Linked DNA regions of Homo sapiens: region 2 is linked to region 1. The links are chromatin loops, found by intact Hi-C in ENCODE. Cell type or tissue: PC-9. All regions are shown on one strand.

Region 1 (8,000 bases):
TACAGAAAAGTTCCAAAGATAATACAGAGTTCCTATATACACTGGACCCAGTCTCCCCCAGTGTCAACTTTTACATTACTATTGCACATTTGTCATAACTAATGAACCAGTATTGATACACTGTTATTAAGCAAACTCTGTACTTTATTCTAAATTATTTAGTTATTTTTTTCTCATTGTCCTTTTTCTCTTAGGACCCCACCCAGAATACCATGCACTTAGTCATTATGCTTTCTTTAGCATCTCTCTACTATGACAATTTATTGGACCTCGTTGTTGTTTTTCATGACCTTGACAGTTTTGAGAAGCACTGGTCAGATATTTCATAAAATATCCCTCAGTCAAGGTTTGTTTGATGTTTTTCTCATGATTAGAGTGGGGCTATGGATTTTTGGGAGAAAGACCACTGAAGTGAAGTGTCATTCTTATCACACTAAAGCAGTGTTACATATGATCAACACAACATCACTTATAGTGTTCACCTGGATCACCTAAGAAGCATTTGCATTTTAAAACCAGTTCCTTGGATATTTCCTGTATTTACTAACTTTCAAAGTGCCATATTAAATTTTAACATTTCACAGAGCATTAAACAACTCCGTGTTTTAAGCTATAACACAACTCTCTGCTCAAAGCCATCTATTACTCCTCAGAAGAAATGTCCGCCATATCTCTTTAATATGTCTTGTACCTCTGTGTCAGGAGATAGGATGAGTGCCCTGCTTTTGACATGGGATGATCTATCCCTTTTCCCTAAAACTCTCAGTTCCTTTGAAGGTCACGCTACCCAATATGTTTATTGCCCAGTAACTCTCCTTTACTCAGTCATCCACAAGCCTTTGATTGCGCCTGACAATTCCTTAGAGATTTTAGTTCCCAACTGTTTCTTTTCCATAAATACGTATCTCATATTTTTCAGTGACATCAATATCCACATATGTGTTTCTTTCAATACATGTCCTCTCCATTTCTTGCCCCCATCTTTGGTGATCTTACCTCTGTTCCACCTCAACCATGGTCATGGCTAAACTTCATTAGTAACAATTTTATCCAATCCAAAATTTCCAGTTTTTATCACCCCATCAAACACATCTGTTCTCTATGACATACTATTCTTCTATCCTCTTTTGAGTACTCTGATTCCTAAAACTCTTTTCCTGTTTGTAAAAATAAAAAAAAAACAGAACAACAACAACAGAAATAACAACAAAAACCACACCACTTCTAGTCAGTCGTTTCTGCTAGCAATTTATCACCATGAGTCTCACTGAAGCCCTCACTCTCTTCCTTACTTTCCTTAGCTTCTATGGCCTAATATTAAAATATTCCTTCTATCATTGCCACATGGCCAACCTTAATCCTGTTTAGAACTAACTCTTTTCCTATCTTGCTCCTGAAATATAGCAGCTAATCACAAATGGTGGCAAAAGGCATAACATGTTTGCTGTGATCACATTAATTTCATAACCACACTCATTAAGGGGGCCTTAGTGTGGCTCCGTCATCCCTCTTCATTTTCACTTATCCAGTCCCATGGGAAATTATTTTATTTTATGTTTCCATTGCCTTTGATTGAGGAAGTAGAAGTAACTAGAGGAAGATTCTTGCATGCTTCCACCACTGTATAGAGCAACATCATTATCCATATACCTTACCTGAATATCAAGGCAAACCCACCTATTTAAGTACTAAATCCATCCACTTCAGTGTACTCAAGGCCAATGCTCTTGCTATGGCTTACTTTGTCTCTTGCATCATCATTTTTTTCACTAGTGGTCTGTTTCTATTAGTATATAAACACAAACTATCTTGAAGAAATCTTCCCTTGATTCTATATCCCTTCACATAGTCTCTGTCCCACTTTTCTCCTCTACAGAGAAGAGTTTTTGCAGTCACAGTTTTTCTTTCTCCTCTTCCCATTCCCTCTTGGACCCACTCTGTTCAGGCTTGTGTTCTTGCTGTGCCATGGGGGCTGCTCTTCGCAAGGGCACAAAAATCCTCTGTATTATATTGTCTAGTGGTCATTTATTAGACTTCCAATTTAACCAAATAGTGTCATTTACACACACGTTATTCACACGTTATTACTTGAAACAACTTCTTTACTTCACCTTCATAATACCAACCTTGTTTTTCTACACACCTCACTGGCTGCTCCTTCTCAGCCTCCTTTGATAATTCCTCTGCACCTCCCAGATCTTTAAACACGGGTATGTTTCAGGACTCAGTTCTCTCACACAGGTGATCTCTTTGTATTCTGCAGCTTTAAATGTGACCACTAACTTTAAAATTCCTAAATTTATATTTCCAGTGTGAATTTCTCTCTGGAACTGGAAATGCATATCTTCATTTCTTGATATCTCTATTTAGATATCCAATATGCATCTGTAAATGAAAAATTGCACCAGATAAGTTAAATGGGAAATGAAGACTTTATTCAAGACTATTGCAATAAAGGAAAAAGATTGAACTCAACTCTGATAAAACAAAAGGTGAGAGAGTTTCAATCACAGAAGTGAGCTAATGGAAGAACAGTGGAAAACTGACATCAGGGGAAAGGTTGATCCAGGTGATTAGTACATCATTTTTTGCAATTGGTGCTTATTGAAGTTAGACTCCTCCCCTCCCACAGAGACTAAGAAATACAGGTGCTTGCTTGCTTTCTTCTTTTAAAGTTTTATTTTGGTTTCAACTGACATGTAATAATTGCGTGTGTGTGTTTGTATATACATATATATGTGTATGTGTATGTGTATACATATATGCCTATAGTCATATACATACTTATGGTACATTTAAGAAACTGTAATGTTTCAATACATGTATACATTGTGTAATCATCAAATCAAGGTAATTAGCATATCCATCACCTCTAACACTTGTCATATCTTTGTGGTGAGAAAATTCAAAATCCTTTTTTCTAGCTATTTTGAAGTATATAATACATTATTCTTTACTGTAGTCCCTTACTTTGCAATAGGACACCAGAAATTATTTCTCCTATCTAACTGGAATTTTGTACCCATTGACCAACCTCTCCCCATCTCCCCCACCTCTGGTGACCACTATTCTACTCTCTACTTCTGTGTGATCAACTTCTTTATATTCCACATATAAGTGAGATAATGTGGTATTTGTCCTTTTGTACTTGCTTTATTTCACATAATATAAAAAGACAACAAATGCTAGTGAGGATATGGGGAAAGAGAACTTTTATATACACTGTTAATGGGAATGTAAATTAGTATAGCCGTTATGAACAACAGTGTGTAAGTTCCTCAAAATACTAAAAATAGAACTACCATATGATACAATAATCCAACTACTGGGTTTACATCGAAAGGAAATAAAATCAGTATGTCAAAGAGATGTCTGTGCTCCCATGTTTACTGCAGCGCTATTCAAAATAGCCAAGATAGGGAATCAACCTAAATGTCAATCAATGAATGAATGGATTATTAAAAAATGTGGTATGTATGTAAACAATGTAATACTACTCAGCCATAATAATAAACAAAATTCTGACATTTGGAATAACATGGATAAACCTAGAAGTGCCATTTTTCTTAGTGATTACATGTCAAAGGGATTGCTTCTAGCAGCTTGGGAGGAATATTTCTGGGATGTGGAAGATTTGGATCTCAAGAGGGCAGAAACAGTTTTCTCTTGCAAGTTATCTAAAATTAGTGCTCTTTAAAAAGAAACGCTATGAGCCTATAGTCAGGAAGAAACGTGTCCAAAATTTAGTCAACTTGAGGGGAATTTTAAGGCCATCCTGGTCATATCTCAAACTTCAAATGACCAAAAATGAATTATTGATTTTCTTCTACCCTCAAACTTGTCCATTCCCCAGTATTTGTCAACTCAGTTGCAATTGTATTCTTCCAGTTATTTGGGTCAAAAACCTTAGGGTCAACATTGATGCTTTCTACTTTCCCTCTGTCTCCCCCCAACACCACCCCCCCCCCCCCCCGACATCCAATTCCTCTGTAATCTTTATCTAGCTTCCAGCCTTCATCAGGCTTTTCACTCCACCCTAGCCCAGGGCAGCAAAATTGTCCAATGGATTATTAAGTTACTTTCCTAACTATTCTTTCTAGTTTCACTCTTTCTCGTCCTGCAGTCTACTATTTAGACTGCCAAGTTTCTATTCCACTCAAATCCAAAGCTGTTATCTTGGCTTAAAAAGCTCAATATCTTCTTCCTCCTGTTTTCTCCTTACTTTAATCTCGAACTTTGCCCCCACATTCTAGACTCTGTGCATATTTGCCTTTCTGAGTCACATGTGCCTCCTTATTGTCCCTCATACATTCCAATCATGTCTTTGCCTCCAGGATTTATGACTTGCTTTCTTCATTGTTTGAAACACTCCTCATACAGATATCAACATGTCTTTCTTTCTTCTTTCTTCTGTCAGGTCTCGGCTCCCATGTCAAATGTTATCACCTATTTTAGTCTTTCCCTAAGCTCATGTAATATTACAATATTACAACCCTGTTTTTTTCTCCTTAGTTCTTATCACCACTTGATGTATTATTGTGTTTGCTTAACTATTTATTTTGTCTCTCCAATTAGAATGTATGTTCTTTGAGAGCCAGGACTTCTTATATGTTGTTTACTAGAGAAAGTCTGCCAGGAACAGAGTAAGCAATAAGTATTTGTAAAATAAATGAATAAATTTTCTGCCTTAGATTGATGGTTACAAATGGCTACTGACTCCCATTAAAGCACTTCACAATCTTCAGTGAATCAGTGCTATACCCTTTTTTATTCTTTCAGCCCCAGTCTTTGTTACCTTCAGTGATTTAATCATCAACATATTTGATTATCTTGGCTGCACAGATAATCATCCTCAATGTCTGAACTATTGAATGAAAAAGCTATACTTGAAACTAACCTCTTAGCTCTGCAATGCATTTCTCTGCATATAAACACCTGGATTCTCATTTCTCCCCATCCTTTTGACCAACTACAGCTATCTCTGTCTTGATTATGATCTCTAAGTTACTTGACCTCACCCTGGTCTTGCTTCCTCTTCTCTCTCATTCAACCCCTTCTCTCCCAGGATGAGTTCTATAGTCAGTCAATTTGGTAATGTGCTCATTACTGCTCCTAATTCATTCATATTTTAGCAAACACTTAGCGTGGTGAGGCTTCTGATCCTCAGCACTGGTAAAAATCTAACATTTATTGTATCTGTTCTAATTCCTTGGTTTCATGTGGTATCTTTCATCCTACTCAGTAATCTTTTTGTTCACACACAGATTTTTTTTTTTTTTTTTTTGGTCCATGTTTCTATGGTCTGTAGATTCCATTGTATATGGCTTAAAATCATGCCTATGTCCCTCTAAACATAAATCTAATTTCCTTTTTCTATTACAATCAGTAGACAGCTTTATATTTTATTTTATTTTAGTCATTTGATATGAGATTCTCAAAATTGCTCCTTAGCACTAAAATATATCCCTTTTTAAAATACAGTTCATCTCTTTCCTTAACTCCAATATTCAACAAAATATATTATTTTTTTTGTTACCCTAAACCTCCAAATTCTATACTTGCTAACATTCTATCCCATCTTATTTGGGATCTTCTTCCCATATACACATAGGTTATTTTTCTCCAAAAGATTTAATCAATCCTGTCTCTCTGTTTATAATTATTTATTATTTTAATCATTTTATGGTAGTCATTTTTGTTATTTGTCTACTTTGATTAGTTGGGAATTTTTAAGAAAAAAGATAAGGTCTAACTATTTCTAATATTTTCCACATTACAAAGCTATCACTCTATAAATACTGAATGAATAAATGAATGTTATTAAGGCTTTGAAAAGAGCATGGGAAGATATAGAATATTGTATAGATTATTAGATGCCTTTCTCTATTCACCCCAGAATTGCCATAAACTAATAGCTAATTATTCCAAATTTGTGATAGTGGTAGTGTTGGTGGCAGCAAGGCATTATTTACTTAAAATATTTGATATTTTATGGCAACGTTCTTAAAGCTTTCCAAAATCTAAAGCTGAGTCCTGACTAGTCTTAGAGCTTCTTTGGCCTCATTTCAGAGTCTAGTTGAATGATTAATGAAATCCTTACTCTCCATTTCCCTTTTGAAAGTTCTGTTGAATCTCCACTGAATCCAACCTCATTCATCAGGCATGTTGTCTGGAAGAGTCTCAGAGAATCCCTTCTGGGAGTTTTAGAGTCTTCCATTTGACCTTGGAGAGAGATTGATCTTGAAATTGTACTAAGCAACCAAATTTTCCATTTGTTATACTTTCTCCGTGACCACAAAAAGCAAAGGAGTCTATAAATACATTATATTAAGAAAAAATAATATTTGTATTGATTCGCTGGAGTTGCATTTTTAAATTAAAACAAAGGCCTAAATTTTATAATTCTTTCTAGTGTATTTAATTTTGAGAGCTATTAGACGGCTCTCTGTTATTGTCAAAACATATTATGGCCCTTTTCTAATTTTTCTATTCTCATGAGTTTCAGTTCTTGTAGCAAAGATGACAAAAACATTTCATTATTTTTATTTTAGAAAACTTTTTCAAATAGTTTTTACTCAGATTCTTGTTGAGCTGTCTACACAACTTCCTCCGCAAGAAGAAATTTTAAAATCCTCCTTTGAACTATTCTTTAATATAACTGAAGGAGTACATTAAAATTTTTACAAACAAAAGAAACCTATATCCATGACTCTTGTCAGAAATAGGTAGTGTTTAAGGGGAAAGAGAAGTATAATGGAGTTTGAGGAGCTCTGCTTAATTTCTTATTTTGTCACCGAGACTCCACGGAATTTTTTAAAAAATAATAATGGTCCTGTTACAGTCATTCTCCTTCACCTGCTCACTATTTCCACTTAAATGGATTTATGTTGAACCTCCCATACCACACCAGAGTGGTATACTTTTTACAACTGATGAAACTACATTGACACATCATTATCCATTAACATCCATAGTTTATTTCAGGGTTCACTTTGGGTAGTATGCATTCTATGGATTTTGACAAATGAATAATGACATGTAGCCACTATTGTAGCATCATACAAAATAGTTTCACTTCCCTAAAAATTTTCTGTGCTTCAACTCTTCTTCCCTCCTGCCTCCTTAACTCTTGGAAACCACTTTTTACTATATCCATAGTTTTGTTTTTTCCAGAATGCCATATTTTGAAATCGTATGGTATATAGCCTTTTCAGATTGGCTTCTTTTACTAAGTAATGTGCATTTAAGCTACCTCTTTGTCTTTTCATGGCTTGAGAGCTAATTTCTTTTCTTTTCTTTCCTTTTTTTTTTTTTCTTTTTTTTTTTGAGACAGAGTTTTGCTCTATCGTCCAGGCTGGAGTGCAGTGGCGCAATCTCCGCGCACTGCAACCTCCACCTCCTGGGTTCAAGTGATTCTCCTGCCTCAGCCTCCCGAGTAGTTGGGACTACAGGTGTATGCCACCACACCCGGCTAATTTTTTGTATTTTTGGTTGGAGGGGTTTCACTGTGTTAGCCAGGCTGATCTCGATCTCCTGAGCTCGTGATCCGCCTGCCTCAGCCTCCCACAGTGCTGAGATTACAGGTGTGAGCCAGCACGCCCAGCCTGATAGCTCATTTCTTTTTAGTGAATAACATTCCATTGTCTGTATGTATTACATTTATTTATCCATTTACCTACCGCAGGACATCTTTGTTGCTTCCAAATTTGGGTAATTATGAAGAAAGCTGCTATAAACATCCATGTGCAGGACTTTGTGAACATATGTTTCCAACTCCTTTGGATGAATACCAAGAAGCATGACTGCTGGGTTGTATGCTAAGAGTATGTTTAGTTTTGTAAGAAACCACCAAACTGTCTTCAAATTGGCTCTACCATATCACCAGCAATGACTGAGACAGAAATGGATGTACCATATCATCAGGAATGACTGAGAGTTTCCACTGCTTCACATCTTCACCAGCATTTTGTGTTAGTGTTCTGGATTTTGGCCATTCTAGT
Region 2 (8,000 bases), 160 kb after region 1:
ATCTTATGTCCCTTCCTTACCGTAGGTTTAATATGGTGATTATTTAAGCTGCGGCACAAAGAGCCTGATAATGACAGGGTGTTATCTTTCCCGGTTGCCACTTTTACTTTTAACAGGGACTTCAGTGTTTTGTACTTATGGTGGCCAATTGTCTTGGTTTGCCTGAAACTTCCCTGGTTTTAGCACTGAAAATCCCACGTCTCAGGAAAGCCCTCAGTCTTGGACAAACCAGGAAAGGCTGTTTACCATAAGTGCACTCAAAGAATTCTGTAAAAAATGGCAATTGAGAAAAACTTTTTAGCCTTCTCTCTCAAATTGCAGTTCTCAGTTAGAGATTTTCTTAGCCTGTTCTCTCAAATCCCTGCTTAGGACAATCTACCAGGTCTCCTCAGGAGTTCAGCACATTCTGTCTTTTTTCTTACCCACCACACCCTTCAAGACAAATTTCCCAGATGCTTGGCTCAGTGTGCTCTCTGGGTGATCCAAGCCTCCCCTTGTTTTTGTTTGTTCTATAAGAGACATTTGCTTCCCAGCCATCCCAGTGTTCATCAACAAGAACAACAACAACAACAGCAACAACAACAAAATCAAAGGAGTGACAATCTGTTCTTAGACTGTCTTCACAGTTCCCCACCAGAAAAAAGAGTATTCCTTTTCTGCAGCACTTAAATCCTATACTGGCAGCAATGAAAACCCAAGGGAAATTATCTACAAGTATGAACAGACAGTCCTCAATTTATTTACGAGTTCGACCTACGATTTTTTTGACTTCACAGTGGTGGGAAAGCAATACTCATTCATTAGAAGCCAGACTTTGAGTAAGTACCCATACAACCATTCTGTTTTTCACTTTCGGTATAGTATTCAATAAATTATCTGAGCTATTCAACACTTTATTATAAAATAGGCTTTGTGTTAGATGATTTTGCTCAACTGTAGGCTAATATAAGTGTTTTGAGCACTCTTAAGGTAGGCTAGGCTAAGCTACGATGTTCTGTAGGTTAGGAGTATTAAATAAGCTTATTTTTTATTTATTTGTTTTGTTTGTTATTGTTTCTAGAGATGAAGTCTTGTTATGTTGCCCAGGCTGGGCTGGAACTTGTATTACCTACACCAATGTTGTTTACCATTAGTTCCCATAAGCAGAGTTTGACTCTTTATCATGCCTGAATTAAAAGAACAATGGCAGTTCCAGCTGCGTAGTTCTATCATCTTACTGTATTTCAGATCAATCCGTGGCTTTGGAATGTCCCTCATTTCTCAGGCATTGAGGATTTTCTGGTGATAGAGAAATAAGGGGGCAGAAATTTTAAAAGGCTCATTGCAGGATTGTTTAACATGCATTTGAACGAAGTAGTTGGTTTTAGTAACAAAAAAAACCTGACTAAATAATTTTTATTATGGGCTGAATTGTACCCTCCCTCAAGTTCACGTTGAAGTGCTAACCCCTGGTACCTAAGAATGTAACCATATTTAGAGGTAGTGTCTTTCAAGAGGTAACTTAAATGAGGTCACTAGGTGGGCGCTAATCCAGTATGACTGGTGTCCTAAAGAGAAAAGGACATGACACATTGACACACTCATAAAAGGAAGAGCATGTAAAGATACAGGGAGAAGACGGCCATCTTTAAACTAAAGAGAGAGGCCAGAAATATATTCTTCCCCACGGCCCTCAGAAAAATCCAACCCTGCCAAAACCTTGATTTTATTTCTAGCCTCCAGGATTGTAAGAAACATTTCTGTTTTCTAAGTCACTCAGTATCCCCCTTATCTGCAGGGGATACATTCCAAGACCCAAGGTTGATGCCTGAAACCACTGATGGTGCCAAACCCTGTGTAAATTTTTCCTACACATACATTCCTATGATAAAGCTTTAAGAAATCAACAATAATAAAATCAAACAAATATAACAATATACTGTAAAAAAAAAGTTACGTGAACATGATCTTTCTCTCAAAATATCTTATTGCATTGTACTCACCCTTCTTGTGACAATGTGAGATGATACAATGCCTACATGATGAGATGAAGTGAGGCGGATGAGGTAGGCATTGTGATGTAAATGGAAAATTCCAGAAATAAACAATTCATAAATTTTAAAATTGCATGGCATCCTGAATAGTGTGATGAAGTCTCACTCTTTCCTTTTCCGTCATCACTTAGTACCTATCTTGGTTATCAGATTGACTGTCACTGTTTCCTTGTGCTTGTGTTCAAGGAACATTTTTTTACTTAATATTGGCCCCAACGTACAAGAGTAGTGATGTAATATTTTCAGAACGGGGATGGCCACAGGTAACTGAACCCATGGAAAGTGAAACCACAGATAATGGGGGACTACAGTAATGCAGTTTTTTACTAGATAAACACAGAATATACTAAGTGGTCAAAACAGAGCTCTCATTAAAGATGGATTTAAAACTTTGCTCGAGACAGGAACCCAGGGTGGGTGGATTAATTACATGCAGTGGGTTTGCACCTGTTTCACTGGAACCTGGACTCTTATTCCTAAGCATACAGTAACTTCTCAGCAATCAAAATAGAAAGAAATATAGAGCTTTTCTAACAGCGTGAAAGGATATTTGATTTTCCTTTTTCTTCTAAACTATCAGTGAAATCACTTGAAAATAGATTTAGGAATGTAATATCAAGTACTTACTTATCTTCCTCTTTTAAATAACCTTGATCACTAATCTCTTATTTTGCCACAACCCACACCGTTCCATTCAACCTTGAAAAACCTAATATCCAATTTCATCCCAAAGAGCATTTCTCTATGTACAGCAAATTATGAATATAGTTGAACAAACATTAAACAGGAACTATATATTAAGGAAAAAATGATCATGGGCTCCTAAAAATAAAAAGACAGGATTAATTCTATGACATGTTGACTATATCTTAATAAAGCTGTTAGGTATTTTAAAAAAGAACAAACACACCACCATTGTTGGTGGTATCCCTTTACATTTTGCCCTATTTTTTGATGATGTCTTGGAATCATGTAATTCCCTTCAATTGCTGTTGCTGTTCTACTTTCCCCTTGGGCAACATTTTGGGGTTATTACTCAGACAAAAGAAGAGATAAAGATCTCCAGTGAAAAGTCAGATGGCTGAGAAAGGTGAAATACCACTGAGCTTGGACCCCGCTTTCCTAGTTTCATTCAGGAAATGTTTGAAGGAATTTGCCATGGTTGTTTTTCACCAGCAGGTCATGACACTCGATTCTAACCTTACAATTTTCACAATCAAGCATTCTGGGAACTCCTTCTCTGTCCCTCTCTTCCCCTCAGCTTCTTTCTAGCAGTAGGTGAAGTGCATCTACTACATTATAGGTCCTGCTTGAGAGTAATTGAAGTCACAGGAGATCTGCCTCTGGTCCTCTTAGGCCAGGTGCCCCTGTGGCCTTGATGGGGTTGTAGGTGGTTTTGTCATGTCATCAGCAATTCGTAAAGTGGTATGTAGAGAGCAGATATTGCCAGTGAAGTTCCATTTACTTATCATTTGATTTATTGCAGAAGTTTATAGAAAAGCAGGCCCATTGCCAGTCTCATACTAAGGACTCAGAAAACTAGCTTCTTGAATTGCACTTGAGGGAGAAAGATTTCCTGAGGCAGCAAATAGTGCTGAGGCTAAGTGATCCTCTCGCCTCAGCTTCCTGAGTAGCTAGGACCACGGATGTGCACCACCATGCTCAACAATTTTTTTTTAATTGTATTTTTTGTAGAGATGGGGTTTTGCTGTTGCCCAGGCTGGTCCCAAACTTCTGGCCTCAAGCGATCCTCCTACCTTGGCCTCCCAAGTGCTAGGAATACAGGCATGAGCCACAGTGTTTGGCCTGGTCTTTTTACAAATGGAAAACACAGTATCTTTCCTTCTTTCTCTTTACCTGATCTATAAAAAGATACAAATTAACTGTTGTTTGCTTATCTCCTGGATGGATTTAATGCTATCTAAGACTGTTTTGTAAAACACCAAAGAAACTTCAGCTAGAGCAAACGCAGCAGCCCTACATCAAAATTGTCATTTATCGGTCTTTCGAGAGCTGGTGTCAGAAAACCTATTTTAAACTGGATTAGGCACAAAGAATTTGTCTCTCACAACTAAAAACTCCAGGAGGCAGTTTCAGGCATTCCAGTATCCAAGGCTTGAAGAGTGTGATCAAACTTGTGTTTTGTTCTTGTTTTGTTAGTTCCCCTACCTATATTTGATTATATTAGTTTCATCCCTGGGCTCCACAAAGCTGCCCAGCAGCTCTGGGCTTTCCCTTTATGGTAACAACATGGCTGCAGCAGCTCCATCCTCACCTCTCCTCATGTTCCAGTTTCAAGGTGACATGGCCTTGTAATTTCCCCTGGGCTAAACTAAATAGTGTTTCCCAGGGCTTTCTTCACTGAGTGTCTCTGAGTGTTGCTGATTAGAGTTGACCACAGAGAAATCTATGTAAGATTTGTAAGGTCACATTGGAGCAGGAGCACTGTTACTCTTGGAAGGTGGAGGTAGGTCAGGCGATCATTGCACCACTGCACTCCAGCTTGGGTGAGACAAGGAGACCTTGTCTAAAAAATAAAATAAAATAAAATAAAAATAAAAATAAAAATAAAAATTCCAACACAAAGAGAGGAAGACAAAGTTTCCATTGTCATGAATAGGCAGCCTTCTTTCTTTACACCGTAATTGAACCCTTCCCTAGCTCCACTTCACCCCTTTCTTGATTTTTCGTCATGATATAAAACGTCTGAGTGAGCATTGAGTATGTATTTCCTGGGAGTAAACCCAGAGAATGGGTTTTTCTACTCTGATAAGAAAGGGCGCAGTAGCTGGTTCTATTAGGTCATTTAATCTAATATGTGTAAGATCAGCATTACATCAGACTTGCCAATTCCAGATTCTGCTTTAAAGAGTGAGTTTGGTAGAACCAGTTTAGGTAAAAACAATAACTTAATCATAACTAAAGATTTGATTTTTCAATGACTCACTCTATTTTCATGAACAAGTTAAATGCCCCAGTAAATTCCATGTATTGAGTTTAAGTGAGCATATAAACATTAGGGACATTTAAAATCTACTTCCAGTCACAAAAGGGCAGAGTCTTGATATCTTTAAGAACAGAGAAAAGGAAGCCATAGATTCTTCCAATCACCCAAAGAAAAACAATTAACAAGGAAATGATGGCAGAGGATAAAACGTGATACGTCAATCTCAAAGTGAGATGGTTCAGCTTGCCACCTCTTCTCAGTCACCATCTCTTTAAATGTGGAATATGATCCTTAGAAAGAACATCCGATCACCTTATTAACACTTTCTAATTCTACAGTGAAAGCAGGGCATATAGATAGCTGTATTGATCACATTGATTAAAAACATTTTTTTCAATGGGAAAAAATACATTTAACAAGAAATTCAACAAATAACACACTAGGGAAAACAAGGCTTTTTCCGAAGATATTTTACAGAAACAAATGCAATGTTACATATATTTTGTAAAATTATCTTAAAATTATACTGAATACATGTCCCAAATTATTGTTAACCTATTTTTATTCAAATATGTTTATGCTTTAAATGAAACACAGAGATTTTAATTAGTTTCACAGTCAAAATTATTTTTGTAGGCCTTTATTAACTCATGAAAAGTTCACTTGCTATAAATAGAGCCTTAACATAAAGTGATTTTCGGTTCTTTAGCACAATTTTTAAAACAATTTCTCCAACAGAATTAAGTGAAATCTCATTTATCTTAAAGCAAATTAGAGGACTTATAAAAAATCTTTCCATTTCTATAGAGATGAAGGAAATTTTAATACAGTGGTTCTCAAACTGGGGTCCCTGGACCAGAAACATCTGCATCACCTGGGAAGTGATTAGAAATGCAAGTGATCAGGCCAGACCCTCTGAATGAGAAATTCTGGTGGTCGAGCCCAGCAGTCTGTTTCACCAAGCCCCCGCCAGATCGTTTTGCTGCTGCTGAAGTTGAAGAACCACTGCCGTAATGATTGCCTGGTCTAAGGCCTTGACAATGAGACTGGAGCATGTTTGGCAGCGTGCTTTGAGAAGCTCCTAGTGAAACCAATGCTGACCTCCTAAGTCAGTACTCAAGCACCATACTGTAGTTTGTTTTAAACAGCTGGAAGTCACCAATTGTTCAAAAACAGTGTGTATTACATAATCAATTTCAAAAGATTATGTAAAGAATAAATGAGGATATTTGTAAGGTGCTTAGTGTGCTTATGTATGTGTGCTAAATGTGCTATGCCTTACACATAGAGGACACAATTTTAATGTGGATAATTGGTATTCAAATTATTACTCTTAAATCACATTCTCTTTTCTCAAAGCAAAAAGAATAAAGAAAAACGCAATACATTCTAGTCATTGAACATTTATAGACATTTAAACCCAAGGGGAACACTAGAGGTCATTTGGTTCAAGTTCCTTGTTTTACTGGTGAGAAAACTGAAGACCAGAGAGGCCAAGTGACAGGTCCACAGTCTCATAGGGAGTAAGGGAGTAATGGACAAAGATTAGAAACCGCAGCTCTCAACTCTTTGACTAGTGTCTTGTAGAGGAAGCCTTTCATGCTGTACTCATTATGACAACAACAATATTTTCTATGAAATTTTCTCCTTTGGCCTTACTAATTATTATCCAGTGCTAACCTCTCTGTCTCTACTCCCTCACATATAAACTGACACTATTATTCAAAATTACAAAACTATTTATTAGGGTTAAAACTTTCTAGATGTACATAAATAGAAAATCAATGTAAAATATACATGCAAAAGATACACATTTCTACAATGTTCAGTGAAATCTTGATGCTGAACATCAGATACATTTCAGATGCTGTATGTGTACAAATTCAACTTTCCTATGTATATGTGGTCACTTTATTTTGTGCTGTGGACCAGTAAATACATATGCAAGAAACAAACCTTCGACATGCCATTTGATTCTGAAAAAATGTCTTTGGATTATCCCACCAATCATATTGATGTTCTTTAGAACTTCACTCTCACTAAACCATACAGCAGCATGTGGGAGAAAAGTTCATACAGAAGGAGGAGGGACTTACTTCTCCTCCTTGCGATTATTATTGCGATTAAGGATTATTATTAATTCTTAAAGATTAAGATTATTATTAATTATTAATTGTAATTATTAATTCTTAAAGATTATTAATTATAATATTAAATTATATTATTAATTCTTAAAGATTATTAATTATAATATTAAATTATAATTATTAATTCTTAAAGATTATGAATTATAATATTAAATTATAATTAATTCTTAAAGATTAAGATTATTATTGTGAATAAGAAGAAAAATGATCTAATTTAATGTAAAAACCCTCCAGTGACATCATTGTTCATTATTCTCTTTTTCTTTTATATTACCTCAAAAATTCCTTAGATATAAACAATTACAGAAAACATAACAATAGCACAATATAAAAATTCAAGTCCTTCAACTTCCAGTTATAGCATTGTACAAATTTGAGTGTATGCATGTTCTCTTTTGCATGTTCACATTACACATTCAAGGCTGATTAGTAGCAGCAGTGTTTCTCAGCCCAATGCCATCCATTGATTTAGCATTCTATTCCTTCCAGAAACCTAGTCATCCCCAAACTGAGAACTTTATATAGTATGTTCTACATTACAGGCCATGAAAATGTGCTGTATCCATTTATTAGTATGAACAGTTAATGACACACTATTGAATGCTTCTACTTAATTGTTTCATATAAAGGCTTTAACACAAAGGAGGTAGAGGATCTGTGGCTTATACAGAAAAATTATTATGTTTCAAGCTGGGCACTTAATTCAAATCTTATCCTAAGTCACGCATCATTAGACAAAAAGCCTGAGGAACTGAAAGAACCATGTAAACATTTTCTGCTTTCAAAATGCTTAAAGAAGTTTTAGATTAATGGGATTTGATACTTTTAATGATGTCAAAGATGGTATATAAGTGCCTTATTATTTCATTGACT

The links. Hi-C counts contacts between places; a loop is a spot of excess contacts. Peaks named below come from ENCODE experiments on the same cell type or tissue, not always from the same donor. Only the 100,000 strongest peaks of a DNase experiment are listed, where the experiment ranks them.
Region 2: a loop joins it to region 1, with 3 times the contacts of the local background. A loop is called at or near these places in 2 of 110 quality-filtered maps.

Annotation. Positions count from the first base shown.
Region 1 is chr7:19,966,011-19,974,010 of GRCh38, forward strand. It overlaps MACC1-OT1 (MACC1 3' UTR overlapping transcript 1), which reads right to left. Exons shown (of 6, transcript NR_110114.1): 4 at 2,127-2,385. Among named protein-coding and RNA genes, the nearest start is that of MACC1-OT1, 170 kb to the right of the region's middle. In PC-9, no CTCF peak of the experiment used is centred here; a DNase peak (open chromatin) is centred at 4,291; H3K4me3 peaks cover 631 bases; H3K27ac peaks cover 1,903 bases.
Region 2 is chr7:20,129,696-20,137,695 of GRCh38, forward strand. It overlaps MACC1 (MET transcriptional regulator MACC1), which reads right to left. Exons shown (of 7, transcript NM_182762.4): 7 at 4,960-8,000. All of the region lies in intron 1 of MACC1-OT1 (MACC1 3' UTR overlapping transcript 1), which reads right to left. Among named protein-coding and RNA genes, the nearest start is that of MACC1-OT1, 6.7 kb to the right of the region's middle. In PC-9, no CTCF peak of the experiment used is centred here; DNase peaks (open chromatin) are centred at 3,086 and 4,916; H3K27ac peaks cover 1,530 bases.